Linked DNA regions of Homo sapiens: region 2 is linked to region 1. A link is an interaction called in ENCODE POLR2A ChIA-PET data of the cell type or tissue named here. Cell type or tissue: GM12878. All regions are shown on one strand. Each heading gives the region's core, and the rest is flanking DNA. Links, peaks and the distances in the headings are about the cores only. Region 1 overlaps INPP5F (inositol polyphosphate-5-phosphatase F). Region 2 overlaps INPP5F (inositol polyphosphate-5-phosphatase F).

Evidence for each region. ChIA-PET counts read pairs that join two places held together with the same protein. Peaks named below come from ENCODE experiments on the same cell type or tissue, not always from the same donor. Only the 100,000 strongest peaks of a DNase experiment are listed, where the experiment ranks them.
Region 2: POLR2A ChIA-PET joins it to region 1 with 7 read pairs; 10 of 35 experiments call an interaction of 5 or more read pairs at or near these places.

Annotation. Positions count from the first base shown.
Region 1 is chr10:119,782,098-119,787,477 of GRCh38, reverse strand. All of the region lies in intron 3 of INPP5F (inositol polyphosphate-5-phosphatase F), which reads right to left. Among named protein-coding and RNA genes, the nearest start is that of INPP5F, 59 kb to the right of the region's middle. RefSeq lists a silencer at 1,047-1,341. In GM12878, for the core only: no CTCF peak of the experiment used is centred there; a DNase peak (open chromatin) is centred at 2,627; H3K27ac peaks cover 438 bases.
Region 2 is chr10:119,729,849-119,735,228 of GRCh38, reverse strand. All of the region lies in intron 1 of INPP5F (inositol polyphosphate-5-phosphatase F), which reads right to left. Among named protein-coding and RNA genes, the nearest start is that of INPP5F, 6.5 kb to the right of the region's middle. RefSeq lists an enhancer at 1,497-1,997. In GM12878, for the core only: no CTCF peak of the experiment used is centred there; no DNase peak of the experiment used is centred there.

The sequences.
Region 1 (5,380 bases), core at 104-5,103:
GCCTCCCGAGTAGCTGAGGCACATGCCATCATGCCTGGCTAAGTTTTGTATTTTTAGTAGAGACAGGGTTTCACCATGTTGGCCAGGCTGGTCTTGAACTCCTGACCTCAAGTTATCTGCTTGCCTCGGCCTCTCAAAGTGTTGGGATTACAGGCTTGAGCCACCACACCTGGTCTTTTCTATTTTTATTTCTTTTATCTACCCTCATCCTGGGCTTGAAACAGAGTTAATATAAGCCCATCATCCCTTAACTTCCTTATGTACAATTCCAAAATCCAAAAAACTCTAAAACCTGAAAGTGTATCTTTTAAGTTAAAAACTCATTTAATGGCAAAGCATGCCCTGAACTGATATGAAGATACTGATAATCATCACTTACCTCCCTTAGTATGAACATTCATACCATTGTTTAAGAAACATTAATGTGTTTTATCGTGGGGTAATGCTCCAGAACCACTTTAGAGGGTAGAAAATACAGGGAATAACCTTTTGAAAACCCCAAAAAACTTGAATTCTAAAACAAATATGGCCCCCCAAGAAGTTCAGATAAGGATTGTGGATCTGTATAACAAAGTTCAAACTCATGGAAACACCTTCACTGGAAGGTTTTCTCTGTCTCTTAAAAGTGATTTTTTCTAAATAAAAATCTAAAATTACTGGCCAGGTGCAGGGGCTCACACCTATAATCCCCAGCACTTTGGGAGGTAAAGGTAGGCAGATTGCTTAAGCCCAGGTATTCAAGACCAGCATGGGTAATATAGTGAGACCCCATCTCTTCAAAAAATAGAAAAAAAAAAAATTAGCAGGGGGTGGTGGCACATGCCTGTAATCCCAGCCACTTGGGGGGCTGAAGGCAGGATGATTGCGTCACTGCATTCCAGCCTGTGTGACAGAGCAAGACCCTGTCTCAAACAAATAAATGAGATTACTATAAATGCAAACATTTCCAGTGAGTATGTTAGAATCTGCTACACAGTTATCTTTAGAAAATAAAGTATAGAGCACTACCTTTCTGAAAAGGTTAAATTCAGTCCTGACAAAAAACAGGGATAGAGAAAATTACTTCTTAGGATTCCTTCCCAGTCCTAAGGTATTTTGTTTACACAGAGCCCCAGGGATTACAATGCATAGCACTGGCAACAGGATCACCTTCCCTTTTCCAGAGGCCCAGCCAGTTCTGTGTGGTATGTGGTTAGGTCCTTATCACAACTCTGAAACACGCGATCTCAAAAAGACAACACCACAGCCACAAGCTCCACAGCACTTCCCTAGTTTTTAAATTACGCTTGCAACTTACATCTTGTGACCGAGACTAAGGGTTGATGTTGCTGCTGCCATTTAAGAAAAGGGACATAAATAATTTTATGTGAAAAGCTGGTACCTACATCCATCTGAAGCTAAAATTTTAAACAGGTGTCTGATGGAAACTAAATACGGAAAATGATGCGGTTATCCATTAAGGCAATGAGATACGCAAATAAGATATGCAGACATGGAACATAAGCCTATATAACTTTAAAGGGTATTTTTTTTCTAAAGAAGCAACAACTAAGTCCTCATTGTTTAAACCATTACAGATTCTTCATACCCTTATACAGGTTTTTAATTTTTCTTTTTTAGAGACAGGGTCTCACTCCACCATCTAGGCTAGAGTGCTGTGGTGCAATCACAGCTCACTGCAGCCTCAAACTCCAGGACTCAAGTAATCCTCCTGCCTCAGCCTTCTGAGTACCTGTGACTACAGGTACACACAAATATGCCCAGCTAATTTTTAAATTTTTCATAGAGACAGGGTCTTGCTATGTGGCCCAGGCTGGTCTCGAACTCCTGGCCTTAAGCAATCCTCCCACCTCGGCCCCCTGCCAAAGTGCTGATATTACAGGCAAAGTCAGTCTCAGTCTCTCTCTCTCTCTCTCTCTCTCTCTCTCTCTCTCTCTCTCTCGAGCGGATCACAAGGTCAGGAGATCAAGACCATCTAACCAGGCTAACACAGTGAAACCCCATCTCTGCTAAAAATACAAAAAATGAGTCGGGTGTGGTGGCATGCACCTGTAGTCCCAGCTACTCGGGAGACTGAAGCAGGAGAATCGTTTGAACCCGGGAGGCGGAGGTTGCAGTGAGCCGAGATCGTGCCACTGCACTCCAGCCTGGGCGACAGAGCGAGGCTCCGTCTCCAAAAAAAAAAAAAAAACAGTCTGGCAGTTCCACAAAAGGTTAGATAGAGTTACCATATGACCCAGCAATTCCATTGCTAGGTACACACCCAAGAGAGATTAAAACAAATATACCACCAAGAACTTGTATGCAAAATGGCTTATAATAGCATTATTCATAATAGCTAAAAGGTGGAAACAACTCAAATGTCTACCAACTGATGAACAAATAAATAAAACATGACATACCCATACAAGGGATTATCTGGCAATAAAAAAGAATAAAGTACTGCTACACACTACAACTGGCATGAACCTTAAAAGCTATGCTAGGTGAAAGAAGTCCATCACAAAAGGCCACGTGGTGTATTATTCCGTTTCTATGAGATGTCCAGAATAGACAAATATTTACAGAGACAGAAAGGAGATTAGTGGTTGCATGGTGCTGGGGAGCTGGAGTTTGGGAGGAAGTGAGGAGTGGCTGCTAACGAAGACAGGGTTTTTTCGGGGGATGATGAAAGGTTCTAAAATTGATTGTGGTGATAACCACATGACTCTGAATACACTAAAAACCATTGACTTACATACTTTAAACGGGTGAACTGTAAGGTATTTGAATTATGGTATGTGAATTTTTTTTAACTGGCAAACAAATAAGGCATATATTTGCGATAAAAAGACAACAGAGGCAGAAAACTAGAAATTCTATTAATACCCGTCTCTGAAATAAGATTGCTTCTGCTCCAATTACAGAACACAGACTTAGGCTTTAGCAAATCTGGGAACAGTGACCACATTAAAGGATGCTGCTGGAATAAATGCAGATTATTCAAACTGATACACAGACATCCAAATCAGAAAGTCATACTAAGGAGAAATAAGTAGTTTTGTTTAACAAAGTCTTCCTATGTTCTTAAAAAAATAATAAGACTAGAGGGAAATATGTAAAAGTGCAAAACAGAGAAACTATTCTGAAACATGTGAAAGTAACACTGGTCCTCCAAAGAGCCTAGGCACAAATGGAAACACCCACCAAAACTCAGTAGAATATTGATAACAATTATTTCCAAGTGGAGGAATTTTTTTTCTTCTCTTTTACAATTTACTGTATAACCAAAAAACAATTTAAAAAGGATTAAGCTTCTAAAAACTCTTTTAAATTGAGTTATATGGAAATTGAAATAGATACCAAGATTTAAATTAACATGTTAAAAGATAATAAAGTTGTGATTTTCAACATGTGGTTCTTTGCCCTTCCTGTTGTTCACTGTTGCAAAGTTCCTTTACCATAAAACAGGATTAAAAGGAAAGAAAAAATGGCAAAAGTGTAAATTTCTAAAATTTTAATCTCTTGAGAGAAAGGTGTACCAAACTATTCACTGAGATAGGACCTGGAAATACTTTCTCTGTAGTTACTTTTACTCCCAATTAGCAAGAGTCGTTACGTATACTCAACTCTTAACGTGAACCACGATCTCGCTGGCCCTGAGAAGTACGGTAGTTTATACTGTACAGCCCAACAGCTGTAAAAATAATTATGTCAATGGAGGAAATCTCACTTCCTTTTTATTTGAATATAATCTCTTTCCCTTAGACTATCGAGAGAGAAAAAAGGGAAAGTATGAAGAATAAAGAAGCTCTTAAAGCTTTGATAATATTCACACTTTTGCCCTTAAAGACTCCATGTAAATGTTAGTTCCTAAAGCCATCTTGGTTTTTTCCCTTTTTATTGAATAGTCAGCTACTAGTCTCAAAAATGTTACAGATTGGTGGCCATGAAGGACATCAGAACACCTCCCTGAAAGGCCTAACAAAGGTCCCAACCTTTTCTGGATGATGTGTGACATTTAATTTCCGAAGAACTGGGAGTGCCAAATATGCAAATCATGACTGGCAGATGGATAAAGTGCTGGGCGGGCTGGTTCCCATCTCTAAATCAAACTGCCAGAGACCCCAGTCTTAGTGCTCAAACCTGAATGCCAGGCCAAAGGGGTGCCCACCCTCAAGGGAAAGGTCTGTGATAACAAGCCATCCTGATCTTTCAGTGTGTCAGCAAAACCATCCAAAAGACACTGCCAGCAAATTTACTGGCTTAGGAAACTAACAAAATTTTTGCTAGTCTGGCTGCTCTTCACCCAAAAAAAATGCAGACAAAAACTGCAAACATCTGCTTTTAATAGGCCTAATTGCCACCTAGGTTTTTTGTCTCTCGATCAGCAATAGTGAATAGTGTTCTAGCATAAGTACCAATAAAAGGAGAATTAAGAACTCCAAACTTTTTTCGATTCCTGTAACAAATAATTAATATCAGAGTCCACTTAAATTCATTTTGTTTCTTAAAATTCAATTGTCAAACTTCCAGTGACATTTGAAGCATAAAAATAGTTTTATTTTTACTTATTCTTAAGGCAATTTAACCCTGTCCCCAAAGTTCCTCCCCAAGAACTCTACATGGAAAAACATGTGTTGAGTTGTGGGGCAGTGTGTGCTTTGCTGTTACCTGATGTTCAGGTAACAGGGCGGCAGCTCAGCAGAATTATATAGGACCAGGCAGCCTGAGTCTAGATCCAGGCCCCACCTCTGCCAGCTGTGTGACTTAACCCTTGCCAGGCCTCCTTTATTTGTTTTTATTTTATTTTCTAAAATCCATTCACTCATTAATTTTTTTTTTCCACAAGACAAGGTCTGGCTATGTTGCCCAGGCTGGTCTCGAACCCCTCAGCTCAAGCAATCCTCCAGCCTCAGCCTGTCAAAGACAGGAGCCACCCACCTAGCCTCCTTTATTTGTAGTAATGTCTACCTCATAGGGGGGTCTTGGGGACTAAATATTATCATCTATGTAATACACAGGGCCCACCTGGCACATCACATAGTGAACAAAACAATCGGAGTGATGACAATTACTAGGCATCTAATTCCCATACTAAGAGCAAACAGGACATAAATGCTTTCATGGGTTACTTCTACTAGGAGGCAGCACCTTGTGGTAAAAAACACTAGCCCTAGACAATCTCATTATTCCATCCTTAAATCACTCTACTTGTGGACTTGAGCTCTTCTCTGGAAAATAAAGAGATTACATTAGATGAGTGACTGTCTTCCTTTTAAAAAACTTTCTTTGTAAATTTTAATAGAGTAATATATGCTTAGAAAATTTTCAAGAAATGCAGACAAAAGAGGATATAATAAGAGCTCTCCTTTTCTTAACTCACTCCTTTTCCCTAAGA
Region 2 (5,380 bases), core at 328-5,327, 52 kb after region 1:
ATTTCAGACTTACCAAAGAAAGAATGTGTGGATGCTATTTTGTGAATGAAAGCAGATCCCTTAAGAGTCTCCAACAACCAGAAAATGAGTCATCCTAAAAACATGTGATTTAATTAAGGTACTACCAGTATGTCTTGTGAAGGTACTGTAATGCTGAATGTTCAGTGTTTATCCTCACTTTAAAAATACTATTTATACATTATCACTTAATGTATTATCAATAGCTACTGATAACCTTTAACAATTATTAGTTCCCTATGTTGTTAAACATACTGATTCAAATGTTCTCCTCAGCTCAATTATGGGCAGCTGACACATAATGATTATGACTTACATCAGCTAAGGACTTAGATTGACTAAAGGCTCTGTGACATTGCTGCTACTTCTCAAACTTCTGTTTGCAAATGTAGATTTCTAAAGGTTATGTTTTAAAATATATTTGAACAGGAAAAGAACCGTTTACAAAAAGACACACAGAGACATAGTAACACAGCTTGTAAAGATCTCATGCATTTAATTCCCCATAAAACCATGCCAAAACAAGGTTGGACTATGATTCTGAGAATGTATTGAATCAATAGCAGATTGATTCTGCTATTAGGTGCAGTGGCTCATGCCTGTAATCTGAGAACTTTGGGAGGCTGAGCAGGAGGACTGCTTGAGGCCAGGAGTTCAAGATTAACCTGGCCAACATAGTGAGACCCTGTCTCTATTATTTAAAAAAAAGAAAAGTCATGGTTTGGGAATGAAAAAGGAAGTACAGCTTAAATTACAACTTTCCAAACTCATTACCCTAAGAACCTGAAAGTAACAACCACCTCAAACAAAGATTAGATAAATCCTTGGATAATGCATTCATAATGCATCACCCAAGAAACATGTGTTGGCAATGTGTTGGGATATACCCCAAACTAGTTTGATCAAACTAGTTTGATTTTCCAGTAGTCCAGTATTATCTGCAAATACATGAATAAATTCCACCATACATCACAAGGACTAAAATTAGCAACAACAACCTTCTCTGCACAAGGGCCGGTTTGGAAAAAAACAAAGATGTCTATGGGTCCCATTTATTTTTATTCAGAAAGAAAACAAATTTAATGAATTCCACAGGCTTAAGAGTGAGATTCCTGCTTCACTGAATAAAATGACAGTGAGAAATTTGCATGACTTTTTTAGGTGGCAAGAGAGGCAGTGTGTTCTAGTCTTTTGTTCTTATATTCTCCCTTTAAACGTCCCTACAACCCCTTTGCTGCTTAAACTATAGAAGGTAGACCAGGGACTAGAATTATTTCAATTCATTCAGTACAACTTTCACAAAAAACCTGTTATGGGCCAGGTGCTAGGGATCCAGCAGTGAGTCTCATCCTCTTTCTCCGTGCCAGGGGTGTGTTTAGGCCAGGCAAGTGGGACAAGTGGGGACCTGAACCAATGCAGCCAGGTTCCCCATAGACCAAGCTGTCAGTGCACCTTAGTTTCTGGCACCTTCACGGTCTACTCTAAAAAAACTTGATACTACCTCTCCTCCAAAGCATGCCTTTGGCTAGCCTTTGCTGGCCAGGGCCTGGCCAAAACACAAGCGTCTAGGAACCAGTGATTCTACAAAGTTTCTCCCTTCTTTGAAGAAGGTAGTTTTGCCCTACACGCTTCTCCTCCATTTCACCTCTGCTGTGCATGCTCTGAAAGGATGTCTATGAAATTGGATCTAGGACTCTTGAAAAGCTACACTGAGAAAGGCTTCAGGTTGCTCACCACTGGAGGAAATAGTTCCCAATGAGTACACATGTCAATGCATCTGCTCAAAGATCTCCCCTGTATCTATTCCCTTCCCAAACTGCAGATCTTCCAAACACTTAAGAAGAGAAACCTGATCAACTGACCGTAGCTGGAAAAACTACTACTAGTCAATTCATTACATAACAACATTCCCTGTAACTATATGAATTTTGCAAGAAAGTCAATGCAGGCACAGGATCAACAAACAAACTAGTTATCACACTATTAGCATTTTCTTTCTACATAGATCCTTCCTTAATGTGCTTGCTTTGACATTTGAGAGGCTATTTAATTCTCCATATAGGCTACACTATAATGATTAGGATAGCTAAAGATACATTTCAGCTATTACCCATGAAAATATAAATCCTATCACTTTGTAGTCAAGAAGGTAGAAAGGTTCACAAAACATTTTTGTCAATACTGAGGAAAACCTGGTTTTAGAGTCAAACACTGGGTTAGAGCCTGGCTCTCCCTCTGTGAACCTGGGCAAATTACTTCTCTGTGCCTCAGTTTCCTCATCTGTAAAATGAGGATAATAATGAAACCATCCTCCCAAGGTTTACTGTGGAGATGAAATGAAATAATACATGTAAAGGTCATGGAACAGTGTCTGGCTCAGAAAAGTGCTCAGTTGCAGCTGAGATTACAGGCCAGTTGCGGTGGCTCACGCCTGTAATGCCAGCACTTTTGGGAGGCTGAGGCAGGCAGATCATCTGAGGTCAGGAGTTCAAGACCAACCTGGCCAATACGGCGAAACCCCGTCTCTACTAAAAATAGAAAAATTAGCCAGGCATGGTGGCAGTAGCCTGTAGTCCCAGCTACTCAGGAGGCTGAGGCAGAGAGAACTGCTTGAACCCGGGAGGCAGAGGTTGCAATGAGCCGAGATCATGCCATTGTACTCCAGCCTGGGCAACAGAATAAAACTCCGTCTCAAAAAAAAAAAAAAAAAGAAAAAAGAAAAAAGAAAAGTGCTCAAGAAATAAAAGCTGTTATTATTAGCTACTGTTAATCTCAGGTGATGATGTAGACAACAAAATATACACAAAAACCTCCCTCAATCTGTAAAACCTGATTCCAAAAATTGTCAGTCACCTTAGAAAGACTTTGTACTCCTACCAGGCGTGGTGGCTCACGCCTGCAATCCTAGCACTTTGGGAGGCTGAGGCAGGCAGAATACCTGAGCTCAGAAGTTCAAGACCAGCGTGGCCAACGTGGCGAAACCCTGTCTCTACTAAAAATACAAAAAATTAGCCAGGCATGATGGCAGGCGCCTGTAGTCCCAGCTACTCAGGAGGCTGCGGCACAAGAATCGCTTGAACCCTGGAGGCCGAGGTTGCAGTTGCAGTGGGCCAAGATCATGCCACCACACTCCAGCCTGGGCTGTCTACACTAAAAAAAAAAAAAAAAAAAAAACCACTTGTCTTCTTTTATTTAAGCCAAAAATGGGTGGGGTGAAAACTTTGTAAAGATAAGTCTTTTCTACCTTTAAATGGGAAATAAACGTAGTCATACAAATATGTACATGCATAAAAATAAACATACAGATCTATTCAACCCAACTGTTAGCCTGTCAGCAATATAAAATATGGAGTAAAAAGTAGTATAAGATATAAAACTAGTAACCCATTATAAAAACTGAAGACTAAATACACTAAGAAAAAACCTGGTTATTCAACAACAAAAATGATCAGAAAGATTTTGTAAGCCATTTAATATGTAATTTAAAGTGCCCTATTAAATTCTGTCATGGTAATTTGCAAATTTTTAGTAAACACAATATTTTTTTCTGAGACAGTCTCACTCTGTTGCCCAGGCTGGAGTACAGTGGCACCATCTCAGCTCACTGCAACCTCTGCCTCCCAGGTTCAATCGATTCTTGTGGCTTAGCCTCCCGAGTAGTTGGGATTATAGGCACCCGCCACCACACCCAGCTAATTTTTGTATTTTCAGTAGAGACGGGGTTTTACCATGTTGGCTAGGCTGGTCTTGAACTCCTGACCTCAAGTGATCCATCCACCTCGGCCTTCCAAAGTGCTGGGATTACAGGCGCGAGCCACCATGCCTAGCTACAAACAGAATTTTTTAAAAAGATAAAGTTCAAAATCCTTTTTTTTTTTTAAGTAAATACCAAATGCCACAAAACTCCAAATAAACAGAATCATTTCACAAAAATGATACCTCAAAAAAAAATTCCAGGTGGATTTCAATTCCATAATTATGATTTCTCATTCAAAAAAGTTAACCTCATATGACATAGTAAAAATAATTTCATTATCAAAAATTAACTCTAAGAAGAACAGAAAAAATTTTTAACATTTCTGTGAATTCTAACTAATACCTAGTATCCCTCAAAAAATTGTTCAGGCCAGGCGCGGTGGCTCATGCCTGTAATCCCAGCACTTTGGGAGGCAGAGGCGGGCGGATCACGAGGTCAAGAGATCGAGAGCATCCTGGCCAACATGGTAAAACCCCATCTCTACTAAAAATACAAAAAATTAGCTGGGCGTGGTGGCGCGTGCCTGTAGTCCCAGCTACTCGGGAGGCTGAGGCAGGAGAATTGCTTGAACCTGGGAGGCAGAGGTTGCAGTGCGCCAAGATCACGCCACTGCACTCCAGCCTGGCAACAGAGCGAGACTCAATCTCAAAAAAAAAAAAAAGTTCACTGGGATTCATCACTTAGAGTATCACCTTTCCATATACAGTTTCTATGTTTATGAATGTTATGTGTATGACAGATGCTTTGAGATCTCTTCTTGGTCGCTCAGTCTCAGAACAGAATGTGAATTATTATATAATTTACACACAGCTATAAATTATATAATACTGTCATATCAGACAAAGCCACAAGGACTAGAGGAAGCAATTTTAAGACCAAAGAGATAAGACCATATCAGCATTCCCCCAAAGTGGATTGTATTATATTTCTTTTTGAATCTTCAAATTACAATTCTTATCCTGAGATATTAGACTCTACTCTCAGAAGATTACTGAATGTTTACACGGTGCTTTATCACTTTCCCTGTAGAAAATAAAATAACCAGGCCGGGCGCGGTGGCTCATGCCTGTAATCCCAGCACTTCGGGAGGCCGGGGAGGGTGGATCACCTGAGGTCAGGAGTTCGAGACCAGCCTGGCCAACATGGCAAAACCCTGTCTCTAGTAAAAATACAAAAACTTGCCAGGCGTGGTGACAGGTTCCTATAATCCCAGCTACTCAGGAGGCTGAGGCAGGAGAATCGCTTGAACCCGGGAGGTGGAGGTTGCAGTGAGCCGAGATCGCACCATTGCACTCCAGCCTGGGCAACAAGAGCAAAACTCTGTCTCAAAAAAGAAAGAAAAAAAAGAAAAGAGAAGTAGTAGTCATTATCTTACAACAGACATAAGCATCTAAGCATCTATCAAAAAACTGCTATATATGAATACAGATTACTCATTACCCTTAAAAAAATTAGAAACACCAGAAAAAAAACAATACTTCGTTTTTTAACTAGGAGAAAAAAAACCTGAAAAAGTTTAAATAATGTTAAAGAGGAAAGTAAGGAATACTACCAAAAAGATATTTTAAAAGCCCAGTGTGGTGGCTCATGCCCATAATTCCAGCA